Regions from separate parts of the Mus musculus genome. Here region 1 is linked to region 2. The links are chromatin loops, found by intact Hi-C in ENCODE. Cell type or tissue: gastrocnemius. All regions are shown on one strand. Links, peaks and the distances in the headings refer to the core of each region. The heading gives the core; the rest is flanking DNA. Region 1 overlaps Cdkl3 (cyclin-dependent kinase-like 3). Region 2 overlaps Cdkl3 (cyclin-dependent kinase-like 3).

Region 1 (5,382 bases), core at 270-5,269, 66 kb after region 2:
TAAGGCTCACTGAAAGGGAGCTCTCCCGATCTTGTCCCCTCTATCTCCCTCCCCAACTGAACCCAGGACCTTGTGCCTATTCACCATGTACTATATCACGGAGCTATATCACAGAAAGAGGTTCTGCCTAAAAAAACAACAAAACATGAGAAATTCAAGTAAAGACAACTGACATAGGCTTCTGGCTTCTAGAAACACATGTATGCAAGATGCACCTATGTGCACACACACTCATATTATCAAGTATTATACTTACACAACACACAAACCAAAACACACACACACAACACCTCTCACTAAATGTTTTCCAACTTAAGGTGAATTTTGGTACATTCAAATAACAGCTGCCAACAGATGCCATAGAAAGTTAGGATGATACAGGACAAAGGTCAACCTGGTAGACCAGATGGCAAAAGTGTTGGGAAGGAAACACAGAAAGTCTTTCAAGTGTTCCCAGTTTATCCCACAGTATCTTAAATCTTAATTTCTCTCTATTAATTTCCAATAATTTGTAACAGGTTAACATCACTTTAGGGGTCTTTCTGGAATCTCTCCAAGTAACATTTTTAAACTGTATTATTGCTAGGAATGAGGCTCAGCGGTAATGCTTGCCCAACCGTGGGTTCCATCTCTAACACCAAAGAGAAGAAGAGACCCCATGGCATTATGATTTCTGCAAATTCTCAGCCAGCCTTAATGTCTTCACGTACATGAACTATATCTGCCAGCAATCCATTGAGCTTGGGGTATTTCTTTCTTGCGGTTTTTGGGTGTTGAACTTGAGGAAGAACCACCCCAGCAAAGATGGGACTCTTGGAAAAGATATTGTGCAGGTGCGGGGTCAGGTTGCCTGAAATGAGAACAAATATCTGAATCACAAAGTTGTTCTCAGACAAAATCCCATGTGGTTAGCTCTGTTATCACTGTGGAGACAAGGAAGAGCGCTAGTTTTTACCTTACAATTGAAATAAAATATCTAACTATGTCATAAAACTAGAGATTCTAGGCTAAGAACACAGCCCTGCTGTAGAGTACTTGTCTAGCAAGTGGGAAGCCCTAGGTTCAATGTCTGGCTCCATTAAAAATTAGTAACTCTTAAAACCTGAGGTTTCCTCCAGGAGCTGCTGACAGGCAGCAAATACACACAACCATATGGTCCCGCCCCGCCCCTCCCTCCCCCCAGACTCTAGGACATAATATATAATTACCAGCAAAAATACTAAAATTTGACTCTTTGAGGGGGGCTGAGACAGGGTTTCTCTATGTGGCCCTGGATGTCTTGGAACTTGCAGTATACCAGGCTGACCTCAAATTCAGAGATCTACCTGCCTCTGCCTCCCAAGTTCTGGGACTATTAACACATTTCTTTATTGGTATCTTAATGATTTAATTGTCAAGTAGCCATCAGTTTTCCAGACCAAAACCTTAATCAAAACAGCTACAACAGTAAAGTAATTTAGAACCATCCTAACACTGTGACTCTTTAATACAGTTCCTCATGTTGTGGTGACCCCCAACAATAACTATTTCCTTGCTGCTTCATAACCCTAATTTTGCTGATTTCTGATACATGGAATATCTGATATGCAACCCCCGAAGGGGTCATGACCCACAGGCTAAGAATGGCGGGTACAAGCCGGGGGTGGTGGCACATGCCTTTAATCCCAGCACTCGGGAGGCAGAAGCAGGCGGATTTCTGAGTTCGAGGCCAGCCTGGTCTACAAAGTGAGTTCCAGGACAGCCAGGGCTATACAGAGAAACCCTGTCTCGAAAAACCCAAAAAAAAAAAAAAAAAAAAAAAAAAAAAAAAAGAATGGCGGGAACAGAAGAAGAGACCAGAGAAGAGCCAGAGTGCAAAGAACTGTGCACACGGGTGACACGGCTCTAGCACCTTTCACCACAGCTAATGCTGTGCCATTGAATGTGTCTCCTCATTGCTTTATGGCTTGGTTTCCTCTGAAAAATGACAGGGTTAATGTCATCAGTTGTAAGCTCTCTTTCAACACAGGCTCAGAACAGGACTTTAAAAAGGCACATAAAGGGCTGGAGAGATGGCTCACAGGTTAAGAGCACTTGCAATTCTTGCAGAGGACCCAGGTTCAACTCACAGCACTCACATGATGGCTCACAACCATCTGTAACTCCAGTGCTTTGACACTGTCTTCTGGCAGGCACACTTGTGGTATGCAGACAACATGTCCTTCCAAGTAAGTTAGGATAAACATGAAAGAAAGGCACATAGAGTGCAACCCTTAGGTCATCTTCAATCAGAGCTAATCTGGGCTTTACTGCTTTAATGACTGTTCACAGCACCCACTTCATCAGAATTCTGCAATTACACACTTATGAAAAGTTTCCCCAGTACACTTGGGGCTCCTCAAGCCCCTCCTGCAGATTGAAATACCATTCACAAGGCTAACCACCAAAATGTTTAGGTAGTTGTGGTATTCAGTGTTAATTGTCAACCACTGGGAGGCAGGCCTCTGGGTATGCACTGGGGAATTATCTTGATTGTATTGAAAAACCAAAAAGGAGGAGAGGGAGGAGGAGGAAGAAGAGGGAGAAGAGGAGGAAGAGGAAGAGGAGAAGGAAAGGGAAGGGGAAGAGGAGGGAGAAGAGGAGGAAGAGGAAGAGGAGAAGGAAAAGGAAGGGGAAAAGGAGGGAGAGGAGGAGGGGGAAGAGGAGGGAGAGGAGAGTTATTTGAGTACTTTTTTTTTTTTTTTTTTTTTTTTCGAGACAGGGTTTCTCTGTGTAGCCCTGGCTGTCCTGGAACTCACTCTGTAGACCAGGCTGGTCTCGAACTCAGAAATCCGCCTGCCTCTGCCTCCCCAGTGCTGGGATTACTTACGGGTTTGTGCCACCACTGCCTGGCCTCTAATAGTTTCAAACGGCAACTTTATTATTAAAAGTCCTTATGAAAAAAAAAGTCTTTATGCGTAGCTTATAGCAAATGTGCAGCTTGGTCTTCACATGGGTCCCCTAACAACTGGAACAGGAGCTGTCTCTGACTCCGTCCTCCACCCCCATTGGAGTCCCTTCCTCTAGCTGGAATGCCTGGTTAAGCCTCAGTGCGAGAGGATGCACTTAGTCCTGCTGTGACTTGATATCCCAGGGTTGGGTGGTACCTGGGGGGGGGGGGGGCTTCCCCTTCTCCAAGGAGAAGAGTGGGGGAGGACTGCAATCAGGATGTAAAGTGAATAATTAATGGAAACTAAAAAGGAAGTAGAATTTCAGGACATTTAGTAACTAATGGGGATACTGCATTGCTTTCTGGTGTCTCTGGGCCTCTTATGTATGGAATATTACAAACTCCTGGGATAGCCCTCTTCCTAAATTATTTTTTTGTGTTCATGATACTGGAATCTGTTAATAAAAGATGTACTGAAGTTTCTTTTAGGGGAAAAAAAAGTCCTTGAATAGAAGTATAAGTAGAGGGCAACTTTTAGCTCTAAGACAGCAGCTTTTAGAAAGCCTGTGGTACTGCAGTTACAGATTTAACTCAGTGGCACATACCCTGTACTACTTTTCTTAGCATCAACAATTAACGTGGCATTGAGTTCCTGCAAAGAAAATACTATCGTCAAAACAGAACTTTCTACCACCTTCATCAGCACGGGCATCCATCTGCCATCACCTGTCTAGACAAGATCCTTCCTTCGTGCTCATTCACTGAGCATGGATATCAAGCACAACTCATCTGCAGTGGCTGCTTAGACATGTGGCAGAGGACTGCAGGAATACCTACCTACTTTTAAAACAATCTTGTGGAGCAAATCCAAATCGGAACTGCTAGGAAGGAAGGGATGGCCAGTGGCCATTTCAATGATCATACAGCCCAAAGCCCAGATGTCCACTGGCCTGGAAAAAACAAGCAAATAAACAAAAACACAGAGGAAATTACTTTGTCAGGCACACTGACAAACACAAATACGTATGATAAGTAGTCTAAAAACATTTTATGAAAGGTCAAAGCTAAAGAATAAGGTTGTTTGCCAGCAAAAGTGGGGAAGAGGGGAAACTAAGGGCAGATGAACATGATCAAAGTGTATAAGTGTAAGAAAATGACCCAATATATGTGTTATTCCCCAAAAGCGGGAACCCCGAGAGCATGGTGCACACTTTTAATCCCAGCACCAGCTAGACAGAAACAGGTATTCTCTGAGGTTTTTTTGAGGCCAGCTTGGTCTACATATTGACTTCCAGGCCAGACACAGCTAAACAGTAAGACAATCTCAAAACCAGGGGTCTAGAAGGGATAATGTTTAAGTGGTATTATTTACATATTTTCACTGTAGAGTAGTTGTTCATTGTGAGAATGACTCTTTATGAGCAATCTAGAACAGCACAATTTTAAAAAATCGTTACTTTCAGTCTTTATAAAGAAGGTGTCACTTTCCCCAACAAACAGGAAACTTGGTATATTTCTTCTTTTATTACATATTTATTTATTTTATATATGTGAGTTCACTGTCACTGTCTTCAGATACATCAAAAGCGGACATTAGGGATCCCATTACAGATGGTTGTGAGCCACCATATGGTTGCTGAGAATTGAACTTAGGACCTCTGGAAGAGCAGTCAATGCTCTTAACTGCTGAGCCATCTCTCTAGCCCCAGCAGATGCTATTTCAACACAGAATTATAGTAAATTATTCCAGAGTCTTTGGAGAGGCCAACACGATGGCTCAGCAGGTAAAGACACCTGCCACTGAGTCCGACAACCTGAGTTGGATCTCAGGGACACACAGAGTTGGAAAGAACTGATTTCTGCAAGTTGTTCTTAACCTCCACACTCACGCCTCGAGCAGCCCCCCCACACACACACACACATAAATAAACAAAATATAAGATCATTTAATCTTGGTAGAACACAGGAGCAGAACAACCACCGAGTGACAGCAGGGAGTAAGGCAAGCATGGATCCGGTGTAAGACATGAATGAGCATCCGCCTCCAGCAGCTGCAGCCGCTGGCACCACAGGTGTGGCAGCACAGGTGCCCACAGGGGCTTCTGGTACCTTTAAAGGTGTCCCTTTTCTTTGACCGGAGCCAGACACAGAGGGCAGAGTGTCAACAGTGGAGGGAGAATGACACACTTGGGATAAGCCAGACGGGTTCTCAGAGTATACATACTTTCCGTAGGAGGTGTCTTTCAACACCAGCTCTGGAGCTCTGTACCAGCGTGTGGCCACGTAGTCTGTGTAAACGTCTCCAGGAGCTGCTAGTGTCCTCGCAAACCCAAAATCACACAGCTTCGTAATTCCTGACTGGGAGACTAAAATATTCTCAGGCTTTATATCTCGATGGATAATCTTTAAAAACAAAACAAAATAAAATGTGGTATATTAAGATGGGTTTTCATTTTCTACAGTATCAAAAACTA
Region 2 (5,382 bases), core at 123-5,122:
GAGAACACAGGAAACCATGTCTACATTTGTTTACAATGTTAAGGTGTCAAATTTCTCAACCCTTGTGTGCAAGTACTGAGGCCAAGACATTCCCAGCCCCTCCCCTCTGCCCCCAAGTTCATTTTCCACTATGTTGTCCAAAGTGGACACCAGATCCTGCCTGCTTAGTTTGAGAAAGGCATTTTATCTCCGGTGCCTCGATCACATCAGAGCTTATATTTAAAGCATGAGAGATGAGAAGAGACCGCAGCTACGCCCCTTGGCTCTGTCTCGTGGCTGTACCACCCTCCTCCTCTCGTCTGAAGACTTTGGAAGCCAGTCCTTCAACAGTTGGTGGGAGTCAGAGCTGGCCAAACCGTGAATAAAACATCTTAGCCCTCCAAGCCTAACCCTTTTCCTCACGGGCTCATCAGACCCCTCCAGAGGCAGGAGTGTTCTGACCTCTCACGTCTGTCCTTCCTGCTTTTGCTGGTTAGCTGCCTTGTGTGTACTCTCAGACACCCTAGGGATTTTTGTGCGGGCTTCAGGTTCCCCATAAGGCTGCTTAGCTCTCAGCTCTGTTCTCACAGAGACCACTCTGTGATGTAGCCATTTTTGGATCTTGGAGACTGAATCCTAGCAGACCTATACTTTGAAAGCCCCTATAAGCCATGTTCACGGCACTTTAAAAAAATGATCTCTATGTTCTGAAGGTTATTTAATTTATAAATTTCAACAGTTCCTCTGCAGCACCATCCTCACGGAGTTAGGCTACTTTGTAAATAAATGGCCTGGCTGGGTATAGTGGTGAACTCCTCTAATCCCAGCACGAGGAAGGTAGATCGCTGGGATTTTTGAGGACAGCCTGACTATATTATGAGTCCCAGGACAGCCAAAGTTACAACTAATAAATAAACAAATGGCCTAGGCTAGAGAGATGACTCAGGGGCTAAAAGCATATACTGCTCTTCCCAGAACCTGTACAAGACAGCACAAATTGACTGCAAGTCTAGCTCCAGGAGATTTGGACTCTAAGGGCACCTGCATGGGTGCGCGTGAATACGCGCACACAGGGAAACACGTATATGCATTAAATAAAGCTCCATGTGAAGCTCTTAGCATGTAGCTGGTACTCCATCTACATAAGCTGTTATTCACATTATTTTGAGACAAAGTCTCAAAAAAAACCCATACACATACACCAAACACACATTGCATATGCAAACACACACACACACATACACACACACACACACACACACACACACACGCACACACACACAGAGTAGTGTCTTTTTTTTTCTAGTTTTTATTTATTTGTCTGTTTGGGTTTTTCCTTGTTTTAAAGTGGGGTTTCTCTATATAGACCAGGCTTACCTCAAACATGTAATGGTCCCATCTCAGCCTCTCAGTGCCGGAATGACAGGGATGTGCCACTGTGGCCCCCTTCCCAGTATATGCATTTGTCTATATACTTGGGAAGTTGAAAGTTGAGTTCATATTGTAGAACCTGCTACATTAATGGGTCATTTATTCATTTCATGGATCATGGACTTCCTTGTGTACTTGGTTACAGTGTGACAATCATAATTCCAGCTACTACCTAGTTTTCTAACATGTTGATATTTATATAATTCATAATGCATTACATTGGCCCTTAAATTGTTTCCTATTTTGATTTCTGTATACAGTGACAAATGTCCTTGCTCATAAGTTTGTGTCTTTGGCACTATCTCTTCAAGACAGATACTTGGGAGTGGAACATCTCTGCCCTGCTGTTGCTTTGCTAATATTAGTTATGCAGAATTGCACCATAATCCTTGACTCATAACACATTCTCATGGTTGGCAAGCGGATGGTCCAGATCTTGTTGACTTAGGTAATACATTTATTAATTTAATAATGTAATCAGTAACCAATCTTTAACCATAGCCTGTCATCTCCCTCTCCTACTGACCCTAGAGTTTCATTTCCTTGCTTTAATTTTTATGTGGTTTCATTGTTTCTATATTATTTTAAAATTTTTATTTATTTACCTTTATTTTATGTGCATTGATGTTTTGCCTGCATGTATGTCTGTGCGAGAGTGTCAGATCTTGGAGTACAGATGGTTGTGAGTTGCCATATATGTGCTGGGATCTGCACCCTGGATGAGCTCTGGGAGAGCAGTCAGTGCCCTTGGCTGACTGCCATCCCAGCCCCTACACATATTCCTAAAGACTGATTTTGTTTAACCGTTGAGGACTTTTTCTGTGGTTATCATGAACTGACTAAAGTCCGTCCATATCACTACACACGGCTCCAGGTTATTCCTGTTGATGGATCCAAGGTGATCCAAATCATAAAGGCACCAAGGTTCATCCTCCCCTCGTGCTCCCATGAGTGAACAAACACCATATCCATGGCTTTGCACGTCTGTGATATCACCACATCTCCTGCACTTGCACTAGCTCTAGACTCAACCCTTGAGATGCTCTCCTCCGGTGTTCATGTTTCTCTGGCCTGACAGTCAGGTTGTTGGGCCACTCTCAGACAGAGAGAGCAGTTTGCACCTCCTCCAGTAAGAGGATATACACTTTCTCACACTCTTCCTCACAAAAGGATCATGGAAGCCATTTTGATCATCTCACCAACAAAAGGTAACCCTCTCCGGCTCTGTGGCCAGGTACTGATTTCCTCTCAAAGCTGGGAACAGGTTTGTGGTTCTGAGAATTGTTCCCAGTCTGATAGCGCCAGTGACTTCTGGAACCCATTTCACAGTGGCTCAGCTGCTTCCCCTTGTCCTGAAAGAAGTGATGTTGTCAGGGGAGGCTTCGAGGGGAGCAGGGTGGGAACTGTGCCCAGCTGACCACAGTGGAAGATTGTCTCCTGGTCCCAGCCCCTGCCAGTGTCAGATCACTCCTAGTGAAACAGGCATTCTCTCTCTCTACTCACTCTCCTAGAAAAGCCAGCATAATGCTACCCTTTGTTCTTGAATTGACAAATTTAAACCTCCTGCTTTGCTCTGCAGTAAAAGAACTTTCTATTTTGGGCTCGGTGACATAGCCAAAACCAAGCAAGAGCAGCCGGCTGCAGCATGAGTTAATAGCTTTCTTTAGGGGAGAAAGGATCCACAGGCAAAAGGAGAATCTTCCAAAGCGCGTCTTCTGCATAGCAACACGCAGCCCATTTGTCTATCTTTCTGCTGACAGATGTATTTCAAGACCGAAAACTAAACACTGTTTAACATTCAAAGCAAACTGGGGGATTAACCCTGAAATGACAGCTACTCACACCCACTCCCCTGACCCTCCAGCCTCTACCACCCTAGTGCTAGGATTTACAGGCGTGAGCCACTTTGTTCAGTTTAGATTTCTTAATCAAATGCAAACATTTGCTGATGGCCCCGGTATTCCTAGCACTCAATAGGCGCTGCCAAGGAAGACATTTCTGTCCTAGGGGATTTCTAGCCACCAAAACTTATGCTAATTTGAGGAGTATATTGAGCACTAGCCAAGAACACGTTTTCCTCTGCTAGTCTGCTTCCATATGAGAAAGCCTCCATACTAGAGTAGGGGGTATCAGGGAGCCTCGGGCTGGCAGAAGGGGCGTGTTCAGATCTATGAAGTAGGTACCAGTTAGCACAAACCCAGGTCTGGAAGAGAGGGGTAGCAAAGAGTGAGTCCTCCCACTTCTCTTATGGGAGTCCAAGGGCATAGAGTACAGATGGTAATGAGATCCACACTATGAGCCACTGTTGGGTTTCAGCAGTTATCGACACATGTCAATCTCATTCCACTCATACCCAACCCTCCCACATCTCTGTTTTAAAACAAATTAGAGTCCTTTTATCTTTGTGTGCTTTATATATACATATAATATAGGAAATACAGATTCCAATAATTACTGCACTGAGGCTGAAAAAACAGTGATGCAATAATGTCACCTAGGGTCAGAGGTCGAGCTCCCCTGGTGTTCCTTGTACTGCACTGACTTCTTGCAATAGTTTGGTCTGACTTGGAGCAAAACAATGGCATCTGAACAGGTAGAGTGGTATAGGCCTGTAATTGCAGCACTTTGGAGGTAGAGGCAAGGGGATTAGGAGTTCAAGGCCATCCTCTGCTATATACAACAAGTTCTAGACCAGATTTGTCTCAAACAAATAAATATAAAACAAAACAAAAACAAAAAATTAGGCCCATAGAAGGGCATACCTTGTGGACACTTGCTGCCAAGCAGAGGAACTCAGGATGGAAGGAGAGGCCTCTGACCTCCACACCCCAATACCAACCAACTATATAAATGTAGAAACATAATAATGTCACTTTCGTTCACTGATGTATCTCATTGCCAAAGCCAAGCAATGAGCAGGAGGTTGTATGAATTTCTAGTTTTTATTCATAGTTTTACTAACTTTCAGTTTATAGCTTTTTTAATTTTTATTTTGTAACAGTCTCTGCCACCCTTGCCTTTACTCATCTGTATGTATTTGTTGTTGTTGTTTTCCTTTTTGAGACTGTCTTACTCTGTGTCCCAAGGTGGCCTCAAACTCATGAATAAACTTCTTGCCTCCGCCTGAGTCCTGGGATCAGTGGCGTGAGGCACCATGCTTGTTCGTTTCTCGTCCTTACTGTGCACTTTCTGGTAGTACTGAAGACAATAGGGCTTTTACTTTGATAGCTATGTAACAGACTGCTCCAACCTACTGGTATAAAATAACTACCAGTTTATTGTGCACACTGGAGTCTATGGGCAGGAATTCACACGCAGCACTGTAGGGATGGCTTCTCCTGTTCCGTGTTTATTTGGGGCTTCCTTGGGAAGAGTTAAGCCTGCAATGATGTCACATCTGAGATCTATCAGCACTTGAGGCTTGATGACCCCCAAACAAGGGCTGCCAGTGCCCTGACACGACCACTCTCTATGGCTTAGTTTTCCAACAGCTGAGTGGTTTGAAAAGTCAGACTCTGTTTTATTTAATGGGATCTGGGATCAAAGATTTTCAGCTGACCAGCTGGAGGCTGTACTGTTTTCTCTGACCAAATCTCAGAACTCCCAGTGTCAGCGATCTCCCTGTGCTCTAGTGGGTGGAAGTCATGAGCCCTTTCAAGTGGGATGGGTCGGACTCTACCTTTAGAGAAGCAAGATCTCTGCAGAGTGTGGGGGTTGACCCAGTGGGAGGTCAGGATGGCCAGTTGAGGTTGCTTCTCTTGTACCAAACAGGAAAGATGTTGCAAACAGTGGAAACCTGCTGGAGGAGAGTACAGAAAGTTAGGGACATCTCCCAGCTGTGCACGCTGCACTCTGGACAACTGGGGGGCTGACTGAGCTAAACCTTGGTATGAACTGTGCCCACATCTCCAGAAGGAATGAGGGCTGTGGTGGTTTGAATAGGGATGGCCCCCTATAGAGAGTGGCACAATT

Evidence for each region. Hi-C counts contacts between places; a loop is a spot of excess contacts. Peaks named below come from ENCODE experiments on the same cell type or tissue, not always from the same donor. Only the 100,000 strongest peaks of a DNase experiment are listed, where the experiment ranks them.
Region 1: a loop joins it to region 2, with 2.0 times the contacts of the local background. A loop is called at or near these places in 3 of 42 quality-filtered maps.

Annotation. Positions count from the first base shown.
Region 1 is chr11:52,018,206-52,023,587 of GRCm38, reverse strand. It overlaps Cdkl3 (cyclin-dependent kinase-like 3), which reads right to left. Exons shown (of 14, transcript NM_001166654.1): 4 at 5,133-5,311; 5 at 3,746-3,858; 6 at 711-850. Among named protein-coding and RNA genes, the nearest start is that of Cdkl3, 17 kb to the right of the region's middle. In gastrocnemius, for the core only: a CTCF peak has its summit at 2,466; no DNase peak of the experiment used is centred there.
Region 2 is chr11:52,084,198-52,089,579 of GRCm38, reverse strand. It overlaps Cdkl3 (cyclin-dependent kinase-like 3), which reads right to left. Exons shown (of 14, transcript NM_001166654.1): 14 at 4,913-5,209. Among named protein-coding and RNA genes, the nearest start is that of Ppp2ca, 12 kb to the left of the region's middle. In gastrocnemius, for the core only: no CTCF peak of the experiment used is centred there; a DNase peak (open chromatin) is centred at 2,816; H3K4me3 peaks cover 1,096 bases; H3K27ac peaks cover 3,356 bases.